Linked DNA regions of Homo sapiens: region 1 is linked to region 2. A link is an interaction called in ENCODE POLR2A ChIA-PET data of the cell type or tissue named here. Cell type or tissue: OCI-LY7. All regions are shown on one strand. Links, peaks and the distances in the headings refer to the core of each region. The heading gives the core; the rest is flanking DNA. Region 1 has its middle 140 kb from the start of SCAF11. Region 2 has its middle 31 kb from the start of SLC38A1.

Region 1 (9,069 bases), core at 2,683-6,682, 170 kb after region 2:
ATGAAAGAAACAGCTGTCTTCTGTGCAAATGATAGGACTGCATACATCACTAAGAGATCCTGTTTGTTAATCAGGGCCAGAAGTAATCCTAACATAGCAAGAAATGACCAGGAAAGCTTTGTTGGTGATCCTAGACTTCTGCTTTATCTGTGCCTTGAAGTTGTGTATCCTTGAAACTATAGTCATGCATCACTTAACGTCAGGGATACAGTCTAAGGAATGTGTTGTTAGGCAATTTCATTGTTGTGCAAACATCATAGAGTGCACTTACACAAACCTAGCTGGTTTCGCCTACTTACTACATACCTAGAATATATGGTACAGCCTATTGCTCCTAGACTACAAACTGGTACAGTATGAAACTATACTGAATACTGTAGGCAATTATAACACCATGGTTAAGCATTTGTGTACCTAAACATATCTAAACATAGAAAAGGTACTGTAAAAACACAGTGTCCTAATCTTAGGGGGCCACCGACATATGTGCGGTTGGACATTGACTGAACTGTCATTAGGCAATGCATGGCTATATTAGTAAACCTTGCTACTGTGTAAGATCTCTGATCCATGTGAGGCTGATTTGATCATCTGATCCTTTCTGTTATCCAATGCCCTTAGCAAATTAGTTAATATTTTGGTCATCAGTCCTCTCATCTGTAAAATGGGAAAAGTTATGGTTATCTCTCATAATTGTTGAAAAGAATAAACCAGATAAGATACAGAAAGCACCTAATGCACAGCAAAGGACAATAACCGTCATTTATATTCTCTACCTCTGACCCTCCACTAATGAAATGACATTTTCAACTTTATATGCGGAGCCACCAGTATTTATTTACTTTATTAATAAAGTATCTTGAGAGAGAGAGAGAGAGAAAGGTGCCAATTACACAAATGAGTGGAACAATGTCAACTCTCTTTGACAAAGAGATTACAAAAACTCAGTGGAGTGCCAATTATAAACATTCTTTTTTTCTCTAAAGAAAAAACCCTGAATCATACCAACAAGTTTTAAGACTTTTTAAAATTATTAAAGTGGATTTAAAATTATTAAAGTGGATTTCTGGATTAAAACTTTATCTAGCATAACTAAAATTTTCTAATGACAAAGATGGTTTAGTAAAAGTCAAATAAACTTTTTTCCCCTAAGCATTTATTCAAGTATTTATTAAGCACCTACTACATGTCAGGTATGTGCAAGACTCTGAGAATACAGAAATAAACAGAACGACATGGTCCCTGCCCTTTTATGTGGCACTTACAGCCTGGTAGAGAAACCATCTTTAAAAAAGTATCACACAAATAAATCTGTTACTACAAATCCTACTTAGTCCTGAAACAAGAAAGTATAGACAGTACAAGAGAGAAAAATAAGTGGACTGTTTTAGATTGGGGGCTCAGACAAAGTGGCCTTTAATCCAAGAAGGTAGTGTGGCACAGTGGGGAAGTCCTGAATTGGGGTTCAGAAGCTCTCCAATCACATCCTGGCTCTGCAACTTGCAAACTATGTGCTCCTGGACAAATGGCTTAAGTTATTTAAGCCTCAGCCTTCTTCTCTTTAAAATGGTAATAACAGCACTTGGTTCACAGAAGGTTGTTATAAGGTTTAAGGAAATAATATATGCAAAGAATGTATAAGACTGTACATGTTATTTCCCAAGGTCTCCCCTAGTCCTTGTCAGCCTAAAAAACATCAGATAAAAATATATTCTAATTTAATGAGTTTATTGGGGTGTAAGCAAAGAGGGTCGTAGTCCAGAATGCACAGCTATAGAAAGCCACAGATGCTTTCGAAGAGGTGGGGATAAGGGAAGCTTTTATTGGCAAAAAGAAGTTTAAGCATCTTGGAAAGAGAGCTCATTGGTTCCAGAGGCTCAAAGCCAGACTTGGCATCAGTTCACTGGAGGGGATGCCGATACTGGGCAAAGTGTTCTTTTAAGAGCATCTTATCTGAACTGCTGCAGTTCTAAACAATGTCTAGTGATAAACCTGGTCATAGAAATACATGCATATGTACAAAATGTAGATCATGAAAAGCATGAGATGTGTGAGAGATGAGAAGGAATTTCTCACGGAATTATTTTAGAAAGTGCTTAATACAGTTTGATCTCTGACACACAAACACAGGCCCTCCTCCTTCATGCTTTCCTGACTTGAACTTGTTTGGTTCTGACAAAAGTGACTTTATCCTGGTGTCTGCAACTTTCACACCCTCTAGTGTCCTCAAGTGGTTTCTTGGATGGCCCTAAGCCCTATTAATGCAGCCCGTCATACCTGCCTCCAGGGGCAGCTCAATATATTTTGGTCATTTCCTAAGCCCCTCCTCTACCACTAAAATTCACAGTCTCTTATCCATCCCTTTACTCCCCAGTCTTCATGTATCTGAATCAACTTGAAGTAGATAAACTGATGTCAAAAAGGAGATGTGTCAGAATCCCAAATAATATAAGTGCTTTGCAAAGGGGATATTCCAAACATGCCTTTGCTCCTCCTTTGCTTTACGCCATGATTGTGAGACCTCCCCAGCCATGTGAAACTGTGAGTCCATTAAACCTCTTTTTCTTTATAAATTACCCAGTCTCTGGTGTGTCTTTATTAACAGTGTGAGAACAGACTAATACACTGACTCAATCTCCTCTACTCTACTAAACACAGTGCCACCAGGGTTATTCTTTCTGTGACACAGCTCCAAACACCTCACATCATCCTTGGCTCAAGAACCTTTAGAGACTCTTTTCCTGCTCCCATTCTATACTCCTTAAGCTGAAAGAACACCCCTTGACAGCACCCCCATCCACACCACCGGATTGGGAAGTTGTTAGGACCAAAGAATACAATATATTCTCACATGTTCCCCCTTCCTCCACAGAGATTACAGAAAAATTCTTTGCCTAAAAATTTGTTGAGACCCCAAAAGGAGAGAAAGAAATTTACTTTGGGGGAGAAGAGGGAAGGGATAAGGCAGTATTTTTTAATCTTCATTTTTCAATTGACACTTTTACTGAGACAATTGTAGATTCACACATAGTTGTAGAAATAATACAAAGAGATCCCTGTACATTTTGTCCAGTTTTCACCAATGGTAATATTTTAGAAACTATAGTAAACTATCCTAAGCAGTATATTGACATTGATACAACCCGCCTATCTTATTCTGATTTCCCAAGTCTTACATTTTTACTTTTATTCATTTGCATTTGTGTTTTTATGTTTGTGTGTATTAAGTTCAATGTGATTTTATCAACTGTGTAGGTCTGTGTATCCACCACCACAGTCAAGATAATGTGACAACACTACAACGACCTCTCATGTTGTTTTTTCATAGCCACATCCATCTCCCTTATTCTCTCCCCCATCTCTAAGATCTGGCAATCACTAATCTGTTGTCCATTCATAAATTTGCCTTATATAATATATATTATGTTATATTATATAAGTGGATCACACGACATGTAACCTTTAGAATTGATTTTTTATTTCATCTGCATAATTCCCCAGAGATTAATCCAAATTGCTGCATGTATCCATAGCTTGATCCTTATTATTGCTGAGTAGTATTCTACAATATGTATGTACAGCAATTTTTTTAACTGGTCTTCTGTTGAAGGACATCTGAGCTCATTCCAGTTTTTTGCTATTATGAATAAAGCTGCTATGAATAATTGTGTACATATTTTTTATTTTCATTTCTCTGAGATAAATGCCTAAAAGTGCAGTTGCTAGATTGAATGGTAGTTTCATGCTTAGTTTTTTAAGAAACTGCCAATTTATTTTCCAGAGTGTACCATTAACATTTTCACCAGCAATGTATGAGTGACCCATGCATTTACTTTTAGACCTCCTTGCAGTTCTTGTTTAGCCAAGACATACTATCAAAAAGTAGATGACTCTTCAGTCTCCATCACTCATGAAGGTTCCCATCAAAGCCTGAAAGCAGGAGGATGAACAAAAGAAAACTGCTACTCTTTTTAATAATAATAATAGCTGACATTTATTGAGTAGTTACTGTATGCCAGGCACTGTGCCAAAGACTTCCTATGTTCAAATTCATTTGTTATTCATAATAGCCCTGGCCCCCGTCTCTACTAAAAATACAAAAATTAGCTGGGCATGGTGGTGCGTGCCTGTAGTCCCAGCTACTCAGGAGGCTGAGGCAGGAGAATTGCTTGAACCCAGAGGTTGCAGTGAGCCAAGATCACACCACTGCACTCCAGCCTGGACAACATAGCAAGACTCTGTCTCAAAAAGTAAAAGCAAAAATAGCCCTAAGGGTAGGTCCTATTATCATCCCTAATTTATATATTAGGAAGCCAAGGCTTAAAAAATAGAAGTACCTTGTTCTTGGCTACAGATTGTAAGTGGCAAAGCTAGGATTTGAACCTAGGGGGCTGTGCTTTCTACTACCAGATTATTCTGCCTCCTGTGTAATAATGGAAGGAACATCTCTGTGTTTGCTCAAGCAGCTGTGCAGGTTATAGTCAGGACAGTGTTTCTCTTTTTAAATATAAGTGTAGATTTTTACCATCTCTGGGAATTAATGTATAACATTGCAATGTGCGTGTGTGTGTGTGTGATTCAATAGGTATACAATGATCTTCCCTCAAGCCTGGTCATAGCTCCAGCTGATGTCTATTTCTATCTGGTCCTCATGTGTAACTTGGAGGGGACAAGAACATATACTAAATAGTATAGGAAGAAGATAAAGAAGAATTTATTCATAATATCTCAAATTAAGTAGAAGGTCTTGGTAAACACTTCCCCTGTTAAGCATGAGCAAGAGGAAAATAAATGATACAATGATTACACAAATATATTCTAGCAAAAAACAAAAGCGGAGAACAGATAAGAACAAGCATATAAAAGACAAATAAAGGGCCCAGTCTGGAAGAAAATATAACTCCACAGTTAGAAAAAACTCCTGCCAGCATTTCACAGTATAGAAAAACGTAATAAGCTCTCAAAAGCAAAATGATAAAACAAGAGGTAAAATGGGAAACAGCTGAGCTGAGACTACAAATTGAGGACCAAAACAACACCATGAGAGAACTAATAAATTGGGCAGAGCAAGAATAAAATAGGCTGAAAATGGAATTGCAGCAGTGACAGAGAGGGAAGATTTGATATTGTTATTGCAAATTAAGAAAAAAAGAGAAAAAATTTTTACAAGTAGAGAGGAATCGATGTGAAAGAGAGATAAAGATGATTTCACCCAGGGATAATTGATGTCTCTGAAGTAGAGAACCAAAAAAATGAAACAGAGAAAAATATTTTTTAAAAAAAGTTTCCCACATATTAATGAACTAAGCACTTCGGAGTTGAAAGAAAAGTATATAAAATAAAAATAAAACAAATCTTTCAGGAAAAACTGATGTGGAGTAATTAAAACAGATAACAGCTTGGTTAGGTTAATGACCTTTGGTGTTATAAGAATGGCATTAGGTTAATGATCTATAAGAGGTAGAAGAATGGAGGTAGAAAAACAAGTCACCTACATGGGAGAAAAAAATTAGGCTAGCTTAGACTTCTCTACAACAGTCAGTGCCAGAAGATAATGGAGCTGTGTCTACAGAATTCTGAGTAAAAGAAAGTGTGACTGAAGAATACCCAGACAGGTATATACCCAAAGGATTATAAATCATTCTACTATAAAGACACTTGCACATGTATGTTTATTGAAGTACTATTCACAATAGCAAAGACTTGGAACCAACCCAAATGCCCATCAATGATAGGCTGGATAAAGAAAATGTGGCACATACACACTATGCAGCCATAAAAAAGAATGAGTTCATGTCCTTTGCAGGGACATGGATGAAGCTGAAAACCATCATTCTCAGCAAACTAACACAGGAACAGAAAACCAAACACCGCATGTTCTCACTCATAAGTGGGAGAACAATGAGAACACATGGACACAGGGAGGGGAACATCACACACCAGGGCCTGTCAGGCGGGAGGTTGGGGGCAAGGGGAGGGAGAGCATTAGGACAAATACCTAATACATGCAGGGCTTAAAACCTAGACGACAGTTGATGGGTACAGCAAACCACCATGGCACATGTATACCTATGTAACAAAGCTGCACGTTCTGCACATGTATCCCAGAACTTAAAGTATTAAAAAAAAAAAAAAAAGAAAGAATACCCCGACAGGCTGGGTGCAGTGGTTCACACGTGTAATCCCAGCTCTTTGGGAGGATGAGGCAGAAGGATTTCTTGAGGCCAGAAGTCTGAGACCAGCAAGACCTCATCTCTGCAAAAAATTAGCCAGGCATGGTGGTGCATGCCTGTGGTCCCAGCTGCTTGGAACACTGAGGTGTGAGAATCGCTGAGCCCAGGAGTTCAAGGCTGCGGTGAGCTATGATCACGCCATAGCACTCCAGCCAGGACGAGAGCAAAACCCTGTCTTTAAAAATATTATCTACACAGTCTTGTTTGAGGATAAAAGCAATAAGCACACATGCTGAAGCATAAAAGGCCTTAGCAGATATAGCCCTTCTAGGGAAAAACTACAAGAGATTATATCAAGCTACACAAGGAATGAATGGACATGATAGGGTAAAAGCACTGGGATTATACTCAGTATTCAAAGAAAACAGTGTGTGTAGTGAGTAGTTCAGGAATTAGACCTCTGGAGCTTGAATCATGGCTCTGCTAATTCTCATTTTGAGCTTTAGACAAATTATTTAACCTTCCTTGTTCCCTTACTGGTAAGATGAGGATGATGATGTTTGGGTATCAGATGAAATAACCTATGTGAAGTTCTTAGCATTATATCCAGCATTAGATACTACTATTATAATAAAACAGTAAAATTTATTAAAAAATAATGGCTTCAATTTTTAAAGACTTTTTTATAATCTTTTGTCTTTTAATCTTGAGAACTAATATCTCTGCTGTAAAGAAATTTTTTAAAGACTGAAATCATTGGAAAGTTGGACAAGAAACTGGTATCGCTGATAACTCTGGGAAAGGAAAGCGGGTAGTTGGAAGACAGAATGGGATGGAGAATTTTCACTGGCTTTTCACCAACATATAGCTTTTGAAATTTGTCCTATGTGAATATATTACACATTTTTTAAACAACTAAAATTAAGAAACATTTACGTAAGTTTCCATAACTCCTCATTTTTAATCATGGTTTCTTTTTCTTCTTTGAAAATTCAAGTATAATTAAATTTAATACTTTAATGTAAAATTAGCATGAACAGTATGGTCTCATTTTTGCAAAATTATTCTTAGCCAGCCAGCCCTCCATCTGTATATATGCAAGAAAGAGGTCTGAAATTATTTCCTACGTGGTGAAATTTAGACTATTTTTAAAATTCATATTTTTCAGAATTGCTTGAATTTTTAAATAATAAATATTTGCCTTTTTAAAAAGTCATTGTTCTAAATAAATAAAAATTGTTATCTATTGGTTGCTAAGAAAAAACAAGGAGCTTGCCTGTACCACACAAGGGACTGGGCTCTGAATGTCGAAGTCCACCCTGGAGGGTCTGGTTAAAGTTCTGGTTGTAGAATTCTGTGCCTTAACTTCTGCTTTGGTAAATGTGCTGCCAAGAGGTTATGTCCCGTGGTGTGTCTTGTTGATTCTTTAAGTGGGAGGCTGATGCCTGATCTAGCCTCCTGCCAAACTGGACTAACTGCCCTTTCATAAGGACAGTTCCTTTTTGTGTTCCTGGTGTTCCAATCACCTAGAGTGCCCTCATTCTCCCTGACCCCTCAATTATATCTTTCTTCTAAAGCCATGTCAGGACCATGTCTTCCATGTACCTTTTTCTAACCTGTATACATGATTTCCCTCTTTGAAATCCCATAGCACATTTTTACAGCTGTCTTATGGCCATTCAATCATGTAACAAGTGTTTATTGAACATACGCCTTATATTTGTTTGTATATATGCCTTACTCTCTCTGCCTTAGAACAATTACCTGAGGGCAGGAAGTATGTCATGCTCATTTGGTATTTCTACAGCACCCAGCATAATACCTTTTAAAGAACAACAGTCAAAAAATGTTTGTTGCATAATTAAAGAAATGAACAATAAGTATTTGTTGGATTGAACTGATTACTTGTTTTTGCACATTTTCGGAAGCTTAGAAGCCTTTTTGTGTTGAAAGCTAAGCGGTTCACATGCCTTCAGAATTATTCTGAGTTTGTCTAAAGTGCAAACATTTCCCCTTTCTCTCAAAACACTGGCATGGATAAAAATCCTTGGAAAGGTACAAGGTCAAAATGGCTGAATAATAGAGTAGTGATTTTTATTTCTGCTTCATTCTGAGGAGGTGCGGTAATACTGAAAGCTGACATAACAAAGACAATTTCTCCCTAGTCCTCTGATCCCTAATGTTCAATATCGGCTCAGAGACAGCTTTCCAAAATGAGTTCACATTACTCAGAGTTTTCGTCTTTTAATGGGGCTGTTTAATCACAAAAAGCTACATTCGACCTATATTACTGAAAATCTAAATAAAGCTAATATGGTACATATAATGGCATATTGACGATGAGATAATGTGTATGGAATTTAAAATAAAGGCACTACAAATACAAAATAGTGTGTAGAATTAAAGCAACATCTTTGAGATAGTGAGGATTAGATATGGAAACTGTTCCTCTGTAATCTAGTTAGAGCTGTCTTTCCAAAACAGGGTGTGTTGAAAAGCCTCTCTCTCTCTCCCTCTTTCTCCTCTCCTCCCCTCCCCTCTTCTCCCCTCCCCTCCCCTCCCCTCCTCTCCTCTCCTCTCTCTCCTCTCCTCTCTCTCTCTCTCTCTCTCTCTCTCTCGCTCTCTCGCTCTCTCGCTCGCTCTCTCTCGCTCTCTCTTCTCTCCTTTCCCCTGAACCCATGAAGAGTGAGCAAAGAGTAATGTGCTGCCATCTACTGACGGCTGCATTAAAGAGCAGCTCAGGACACATTAAACAATTTTTTAAAATAAAACTGTTGAAAACCTCAGAATACGTGTTTAGCTCAACTTATTTTAAACGTAGTGATTGGCACCTACAAGATTCTTAACTTTCTGGGGGATAATCATCGTGAAAATTGGTGTAATTGAAGAAGAAAAT
Region 2 (9,069 bases), core at 1,816-5,815:
AGGAAAAAGACAAAATGAAGGGGAAAAAATGTGCCAGCCATTTAAATGCTCTGAAAATCACTTCAGCCAGAGAAAGAGGGACTTCGAATAATAGAGAGAGGTGCAACAATAGGGGCTTCCTGCCCCTTTGTTTATATCTCTGTAATCAGAAGCAGCGATCAGCAAACAGGTCCCAAACATTAGGACAGGGTCCTTTTTGCCCTCTCTAGCTCCCTCAAGCTGTGTGCAATCTGCTCCAGGAACATGTGTACAGCTGCCTGCCAGAGGGTTGAGGTAGTTGTTACTGTGCCAAGAACTGAAATGGACCAAAAGAAACTGTAATTTACTTTCTGAGCCTTTCCCTGGAAGTTGCAAGCATTGAAGATACTCCGGAGTTCCAAAATAGTTACATTAGCCAGATTCTGCCATTGTGATTGTTGTGTAGGTGGGGAGACACACTTCTGGTGCTTCCTATTCTGCCATTTTCCCAGAATCCTCCTTTCAGGGAACTTTTATTGTTATTTTACACACAATTCTGACAAGATTAAGTATCTGGTATCCAAGCCTATAGTAGATCAGAAGTAGCAATTCAGAAGGAGGAAAGTAAGCTTTAATGAGCAGGCCCACTGCCTCACATATACTTAGTGGTGCCTAGAGCAATGCTCTCCCTGCCTCAGTGTCTGCTGTTGGAGCCATCCCTGCTCCACCGAGGGCTACTGCTCTACTACCCACAGACCCCTGCCTGTCCTATTCACTCTAGATCTTTTCTCACTTTGCAGCTGGTTAGAGACATCTGCTTTTCCTAGTTGGAGACCAGCCATTTCAGAGAAAGGTAACCACAGCAGAGATGTGCCACACATGATACAGTTCTTCTCCTTCCTCTACTCCTTAATCACCATCTTCTCTTTCTAAACCCGCAGAACACCAACTCTTTCCAGCAGCCCAGACTCTGCAGTTAAGCCTGAACCACTCTGTGCAATATATATCTTTATACTAAGATGATTTTTCCTTAAAGGCTCAATTGCCTCTTCCTGAAGTTTAATGATTTTTGTTTTGGGGGGAGGTTCTCTCTTTTACATTAAAACTTTCTACACATCGTAAGCCCCATTTGCGAGCTGTATTCTATTTAGTTCATTTACCCTGAGTTTCCGGATCACTGTAAGTTGAGAGATAAAACTGAACATCTAGCGACAACATTCCAAGGGAGTTAAATTTCTGGAACTTTCTAACACAGTTAGGAAGTCAGTCAGCCAGGATCATGCAGATGACCTCTAGGGGGCAGTACTTCCTAGTTCCACAGGCCAGCCTATCAGAGACTTTGCTCTGGCTTAGCAAAAAATAATCTTACATCATCATTAGCTTCCCACCAAATTAGTAAGCATACACAAACACAGGCATGTGTGTACATGCATGCACACATGCACACACACAAATTAACTTTCATATTCAATCCTGGCAATGGTACAGTAAAACTGTTGCTTTCAAATATTGATGATGATATTGGAACGTATTTGGAAAGCAATATAGTAAAATGTATCAAAAATTCTAAAAAATGTTTGCTGACGTAGTAATTCTGTTAACCTATATGTGGTCTCAAAAGATCATCTAAAATGTGGGGACAGATATGTCCTGCATTATTTATAATGTTAAAAATTATAAGAAAATTGGCTGGGTGCAGTGGCTTAAGCCTGTAATCCCAGCACTTTGGGAGGCCGAGGCGGGCAGATCACGAGGTCAGGAGATCGAGACCATCCTGCCTAACACGGTGAAACCCCGTCTCTACTAAAAATACAAAAAAATTAGCTGGGCGTGGTGGTGGGCGCCTGTAGTCCCAGCTACTCAGGAGGCTGAGGCAGGAGAATGGCGTGAACCCGGGAGGCGGAGCTTGCAGTGAGCCAAGATTGCGCCACTGCACTCCAGCCTGGGCGACAGAGCGAGACTCTGTCTCAAAAAAAAAGAAAGAAAGAAAGAAAGAGAATTAAAAGCCAATAATAGATTAAAGATATTATACTACCTTTATCCAATGGAATTCTATGTTGATATTAAAATAATTTACATAAAGTCTATGTTACAATATATGCATGGTACAATAGCTACCATTTATTAAATGCTTACTATGTTCCAAGCTGTATATTAGATATGTATGGATATTACTTCCTTTCTGTCTCACAATAACCCTAGGAAGCAGGGTTTAAGGCTCTCTCGTTTTGTTGTTGCTGTTTTTTTTTTGTTTGTTTGTTTGTTTTTGAGACAGAGTCTTGCTCTGTCGCCCAGGCTAGAGTGCAGTGGCATAATCTTGGCTCACTGCAACCTCTGCCTCCCGGGTTCAAGCAATTCTCCTGCCTCAGCCTCCTGAGTAGCTGGGATTACAGGTGCATGCCACCATGCCTGGCTAATTTTTGTGTTTTTTTAGTAGAGACGGGGTCTCACCATGTTGGCCAGGCTGATCTTGAGCTCCTGACCGTGTGATCCTCCCTCCTCAGCCTTCCAAAGTGCTGGGATTACAGGATTACAGGCATAAGCCACCGCTCCCAGCCTATTTAAGGCTCCCTTAAAGGTTCTTCCTTCATGCTCGCTTCCCTCTTCCTATCTAGCTAGTCTCCTTTTCCACTTGATGAAAAGAGAACTCCTTATAGAAGCTCATAGCTGACTCCAGAGCCTGGGAGTTTAACCACTATCCTAAACTGTCTCCTATCTAATATGATACTAAACGGAAAAGCAAAAAGGAATTAGATTACAAAATTATTATATCCACTACAATTTAAACTTGACAGATGTTGCCTTTAGAAAAAATCTTGGAAATGAATACACAGGATTGATGACAGTTGTTTTAGGGTAATGGGATGCTAATTTTTTCAAAATTTTTTTGTAATATAGTTTATTCTTATAAGCTTAAATATTTTAAGGCCAAAATGAAAATTTTTGGGTTCTCAAATGATGAATCATTCTTTCCTTGCTCTAAAACATTCATCATGGTCATTGTAATGTTTTCACATTTTAAAAATATGCTAAGCAATTAAAAATGTTTTCCACAACATATGTGAAAGTAATGGTGATTAAGCATTGAAGCTTTAGAGCTTAAGGGGAGAAATATTGATAATCTCACAGAAACTCATCAATATAGTGCTGTGTAGGTTTTTATTTTATGTACATTGGCTCACTTGATCTTTCCAATGCCTGAAAGTTAGAACTTCAACTTTCTGAAAGTTGTCCAGAAAGCTAATTCCCTCAAGGCTCAATGAAGTCCCAGCTCTACCATATTTACTGTATTTACTGGCTAGTCTACATGTCCCAGAAAAAAGCCACTGGGGTGCTTTGCTCAACCCCACTTAGCACAGCTGGAAACACAGCTGCAGGATGCAGCTGTTCAAATCTCTCAAATAATCATCACTGAAAAATGCTGAAGAGGAAGGCCCTTTTGAAGATTCCTCTTTATCACCCCCCACTTCTGCCTGTCCCTGCAGGCCGGCTTCCCTTTCCCACTTAATAGGAAGAACACTTCTACTTACTGTTGTTAAACAACTAACAGCTGGTGAAAGAGGCGGCACCTGACTTCTTCCCCGCACTTAAGGCTCTCACAAACATAAATGCAACTGCAGAAATTTGGGGGACAAATATTGCCCCCACTGGGTAAAATCTCAGCAGAAACTGCAGCTTTTTTTTTTTTTGAGACAGAGTTTCACTCTTGTTGCCAAGGCTGGAGTGCAATGGTGCGATCTTGGCTCACTTCCACCTCTGCCTCCAGGGTTCAAGCGATTCTCTGCCTCAGCCTCCTGAGTAGCTGAGACTACAGGTGCTTGCCACCATGCCCAGCTAATTTTTTGTATTTTTAGTAGAGATGGGGTTTCACCATGTTAGGATGGTCTCGATCTCCTGACCTCGTGATCCACCTGCCTTGGCCTCCCGAAGTGCTGGCATTACAGGAGTGAGCCACCACGCCTGGCCAAAACAGTAGCTTTAATTCAGACTTAAAACACCTAACAGGGAAAACAAACTCTAAATGCCACTCCTCTTTTTTAAAAGTATAATTTTCTTCTGATTATAAAATTAATGCCTCATGTAGAAAAATGCAAAAATGAAAATGAGTTTAAAGAACATAAAATCACCGTAAGTGCTTTCACCCAGAAATAGCCTCTAATAATATACATATTTTTAAGAATCCTGACCTTTAAAAACTATGTGATTATATGTATTTTTCAAAAACATACATTTACATGCACTTTTAAATTCTGCCATTTGAGAATCATACTGCATATACCAGTTTCCTAATTTATTTTCAGTTAACATTACTTGGATCTTCCCATTTTATTAACTAAGCTGCAAAATTACATTTTTAATGTGTTATGCATAATATCATAACTTTAGAAACCATTCCCCCTACAGTTTTGTTGTAATATTAGCACCATCTGACTCCTCTTCCTGTATTCCTTAACTCCACTGTATCCTCATGGGCATTTAACACTCTCTGGCTTCAGTGAGAATTAAGCACAGGAAAAGGAAAAGCAGGCCATCTGTGCAGGAAGGTAAAACCAGTGTAAATTAAATGGGGTGTGAAAAAAAGGCACTTATGCTCTTTAAATATGTGCTACTTGAAAGAAATGCTTACCTATGTACAGAACTAATCACTGGACACACAAGCTTCAGGTGAATGATGGGTGCTAAGTGTTCTTTGTTCACAAAGCAAAAGCAATCCTATTTTTCAAAATAAGCTTTATAGCTCCAAAATGAACAAAAGAGATTTTGATCAAATCTTAAACATTTCAAGGACATTAAGCCAAACACAAAACAAACCTCCACCTCTGGTGATAGTGCCATTCTCCTCCTGGCCCTACTTATCAGCTCAGTTATTTTTGACTCTTTCTATTCATCCAGAGCTGTTTGCTCACACATTGTCATCTCCTTCTCACTGATGAGTTTTTGTTCTTCCATTTTTTTTTCTACTTCTCCCACCACTCATCTCCTCCTTGTCTTCATTGGAACACTTGCAGTGGAATAACATGGTGATAGAGAATGTGGGGTTTGAAGTCATGCTGAGCTTTTGAATTCTGTCTGTGGCAACTTATGCAAATAATTTATCCTCTCTGTCCCTTAGCCTCCAATTTGACAGATGGGGATGATGGTACCTACTTCATAGGACTGTTGTGAGGAGTACGTGTTACTTTCTGTAATGCACTATTAAAATAGTGCCCAGCACAGTGAGCACTTGACCAATATTGCTATTGTTCTTACTACTGGAGGAGCTCCCTCAATGTTTTCTCTGCTTTTAGGCTCTCAACTCACACACAAGAATAACTATAGTGACCTCTGTTGCCAGCTGTTTGCCTCCTGTGTGCCTAAGCTCAATACATGTTTTATTTTTATTCCTTACAACATTCTGTCCACTAGATATTATGCTCCGTTTTACAGATGGGAAAACAGACTTGAAAAAAATTACAATCCATCTTTTACAATTTCATTAAAAAACTGCAACATCCATTTTAGTCACATGATTTCTTTGCTCAAATGTCCCTAAGATATTCTATTAACTGCACACACCACTCTCACACACCTTACTTCAGTTTTCCAATCACAGATATTGGGTTAGTGTCTGTTAACTCATTCTCACTGCAACACAACGTAGCCATTCCAAATCTATCTCTCTGCCTTCTCAGCTCCAGTCCTGAGGTTCCTTTTTATTTTGCTCATGCTCCTTCCTTTCCTTATTACCATTTTCTATCATAAGAAAAGATTTAAATCTTCACCTTCTTCTAGAAGTGCAGTGAAATACTCTGTTCTTGTACTTCTTGGAGTACTTCACTCACATTGAAGGTCCCTAATTTAACTATGGATACCTTTTTAAAAAGAATCAATGCATGTGGTCAAAGATAAAATGATTGGTATATGTTGGTGAAATTTTGGAACAAGACATTGTGATTTTAAGATTTTTCCAGCCACTGACAGAGAAGCATAGTTTAGATGGCTGAGGTGGCCAAGCTGGCAGTGATGGTTTAAAGCTTCTCAGACTTCAGTGTGCAAAGCAATCACTTAGGGAACTGGCTAAAATCACTTAGGGAACTGGCTAAAATCACTTAGGGAACTGGTTAAAATCGCTTAGGGAACTGCTCAAAATGCAGATTCTGATTCTGCAGGCCTAGAGTGGAGCCTGATGTTCTGCATATCTGATAAAGTCTCAGGTGATGATGATGCTGATGCTGTTGATTCTTGAGTAGCAAGGGTTGAGGAGACATTCTCAAGGAAAAAATGGAAAAACTCTAATCGAGAACCATAGAAAAACACTAACTAATAAAGAGATAAAAAGCAAAAGTAACCTACAAATGACAAATATTTGTCAAGGAATAGAAAGACCCAAAGTTTTAAGGGATTTCAGGAATAAATTTGACTGGATGTACTTTTCATCTTTTATATTAACTTTAGATCCAAATTCTGCACGCCTCTCATGCACCTCTCCGTCACATAGGATTTATTATCTGCACTGTCTCCTAGCACTTTCTGGTCACTCCTGCATTCCATGTCCACTAGCGCTTTAGAATAATGTTTAAAGGCCTCTAGACGTCAGAACTTTTTATAGGTAAACGTGCAAAGAATTTAGGAAGTTGTAATGGGATGAAGCGGGAGGAAAAGAACAAGATCAGGAGTTAGAATTAGAGATTTTTGGAAGTAAGGTGATGGTCCAGAGAAACATCTTCAAACAAAATCTGGGACCAATGATCTGACAATAGAATAGCCAAAGTGAGCACAGATCATATATTTGAAAATTTAAAGCATGGGACACATCGTCCACACACATATAGAAAATAGTTGAGGAGACTAGAGGTACTTAGGCTGAGGAAGACGGAAAAAAGACAGATTGGCAGGGAAGGAGAGGGGAAGGGCATTGCAGAGAGAATACATGAGAAGCTACCTCAAATATCTGGAGTATGTGTCATCTCATGAAATAACTGTTTATTTCCAGTCCAAGGAGCTGAAAGACTATTTATCAGGAAGTGATTATAGGAAATTATCATATGGAGGAATATATTATGAAGAAAATTCCAGCATCCCAGCTTGGATTGCTGTCTTTCTATGATGGTTTCAAGATCTGGCCACTTATTCAGCTGACACCTGCGTTGCCACTGGTAAGTCTAGTCTTTTCAGGGACTTTGCAAGCTTCTTGAGAGGTTCAACCCCATAAGTAAATCTCTTTCTCCTTCTTTTTTTTTTTTAGACAGAGTCTCGCTCTGTTGCCCAGGCTGGAGCACAGTGGCCTAATCGGCTCACTGCAACCTCCGCCTCCCGGGTTCAACCTATTCTCATGCCTCAGCCTTCTGAGTAGCTGAGATTACAGGTGCCTGCCAACATACCCGGCTAATTTTTGTATTTTTATTAGAGACAGGGTTTTGCCACGTTGACCAGGCTGGTTTGGAACACCTGACCTCAAGTGATCCACCTGCCTCAGCCTCAAAATGCTGGGATTACACGTGTGAGCCACCGCACCCCACCCTCCTTCCTCTTTTTAGTGTGCCCTCTGGCCCATTTCTCCTTTTCTCCACCTAAAAATGTGAAAGTTTCTTGTGGAACAGAAGTCACAGAGACTGACTAGATGTCTGGTGATAACATTTTCTAAGCTAAATATAAGAAGCCCTGCTTTGACTTATAATCTGGTAACAGAGCCCACAGCTGATGTGGGCTGTGTCTCCCTAACCCAGCATATATAACCCCAGCCCCTCCAGAGGAGTGGCAGGTAGAGTCGGAATGGTTCCCCTGCTCCACTTGCTGTGGGCTCTCACCACAATGGGGACAGGTATTGAGGAAAAGCAGAAGGACTGGAGGCAGGGAAGCCATGAAGCAAGCATTGCTCCTTCCTCCTCTAAAAAAGGAAAAGTTCCCCTGTGAGGTTTCCTAGTTGAATTTATCAGCAAATACCTTAATCAAAGTTCATACTTTAGCAGGGACTCTTCTGAAATTCACTGAATCCAGGCACTGGACATAGGGGAGGCCCTGGAGTGGCAGTGGAGGGTAGGAGTGGCACAACGAAGGAAATAGGCTGATAAGGGAGGTAAGGAGGGCACCAGGATACTCTGTCCAGAGTTGGCTGTGCCACAGGTTGCCCTTTCCTCTTGTGTTATCTTGCCCATAGATTCTGTTACAGGAGTTATCTCCCTTTCTCAGAGAAAGAGCTGAGGTGGAGAGGATTTTAGTAGGAGAGTAGTGCATTGATGGTTTCCCCAGAGAAGGAGCTGTAGCCAATTGGACTATGTGTAGCATGTGTGTGTGTGTGTGTGTGTGTGTGTGTGTGTGTGTGTATACATACCAATGTGTGCAGGTGTGCCTGAGAGCTTGTGTGTTTTGCAACTTCAACTGATCAGAGGAGCATATATCTTTAACTACCCAAGTGGTAATGATAATGATGATGGCTAAGATTCATTTGGCTGTTTCTATATGGTGCTATTCTAGAGGCTTTACATACATTAACTCAATTTTCACAAGGACATTTTGAGCAAGAACTCTTTTAATCCCCACTTTGCAGACAAGAAAACTGATGGACAACGTGGTAAAGTAACTTGCCCAAGGTCATGCAGCCAGCACGGGGCAGAGCCTAGGTTTGAAACCAGACTGCCTGATTCGAGTCTGCTTTCTTTATTTAAAAAAATTTTAATTGATACCTAATAATTGTACATATTATGGGGTACATGTGATATTTGGATACATCCATACAATGTGTAATGATCAAATCAGAGTATTCAGGATATTCATCATCTCCAACATTTATCATTGCTTTGTACAGGGAACATAGAAAATCTCTTCTAGCTATTTTGAAATATACAATAAATTGTTAATTATAGGCACCCTACTGTACTATTGAACACCAGAACTTACTCATTCTATCAAACTAATGTTGATCACCCATTAATCAATCTCTCTTCATCCCCCTACCCTGACCCTTCCCAACCTGTGGTAACTATCATTCTACTCTCTTATTTCCATGAGATCAACTGTTTTAGCTCTCACATATGAGTGAGAACATCTGTTATTTGTCTTTCTGTGCCTGGCTTATTTCAGTTAACATAATGACTCCCAGTTCCATTTATGTTGCCGCAAATAGCAGGATTT

Evidence for each region. ChIA-PET counts read pairs that join two places held together with the same protein. Peaks named below come from ENCODE experiments on the same cell type or tissue, not always from the same donor. Only the 100,000 strongest peaks of a DNase experiment are listed, where the experiment ranks them.
Region 1: POLR2A ChIA-PET joins it to region 2 with 6 read pairs; 6 of 35 experiments call an interaction of 5 or more read pairs at or near these places.

What each region holds. Positions count from the first base shown.
Region 1 is chr12:46,125,109-46,134,177 of GRCh38, reverse strand. No RefSeq gene overlaps it. Among named protein-coding and RNA genes, the nearest start is that of SCAF11, 140 kb to the right of the region's middle. In OCI-LY7, for the core only: no CTCF peak of the experiment used is centred there; no DNase peak of the experiment used is centred there.
Region 2 is chr12:46,295,435-46,304,503 of GRCh38, reverse strand. No RefSeq gene overlaps it. Among named protein-coding and RNA genes, the nearest start is that of SLC38A1, 31 kb to the right of the region's middle. In OCI-LY7, for the core only: no CTCF peak of the experiment used is centred there; a DNase peak (open chromatin) is centred at 3,363.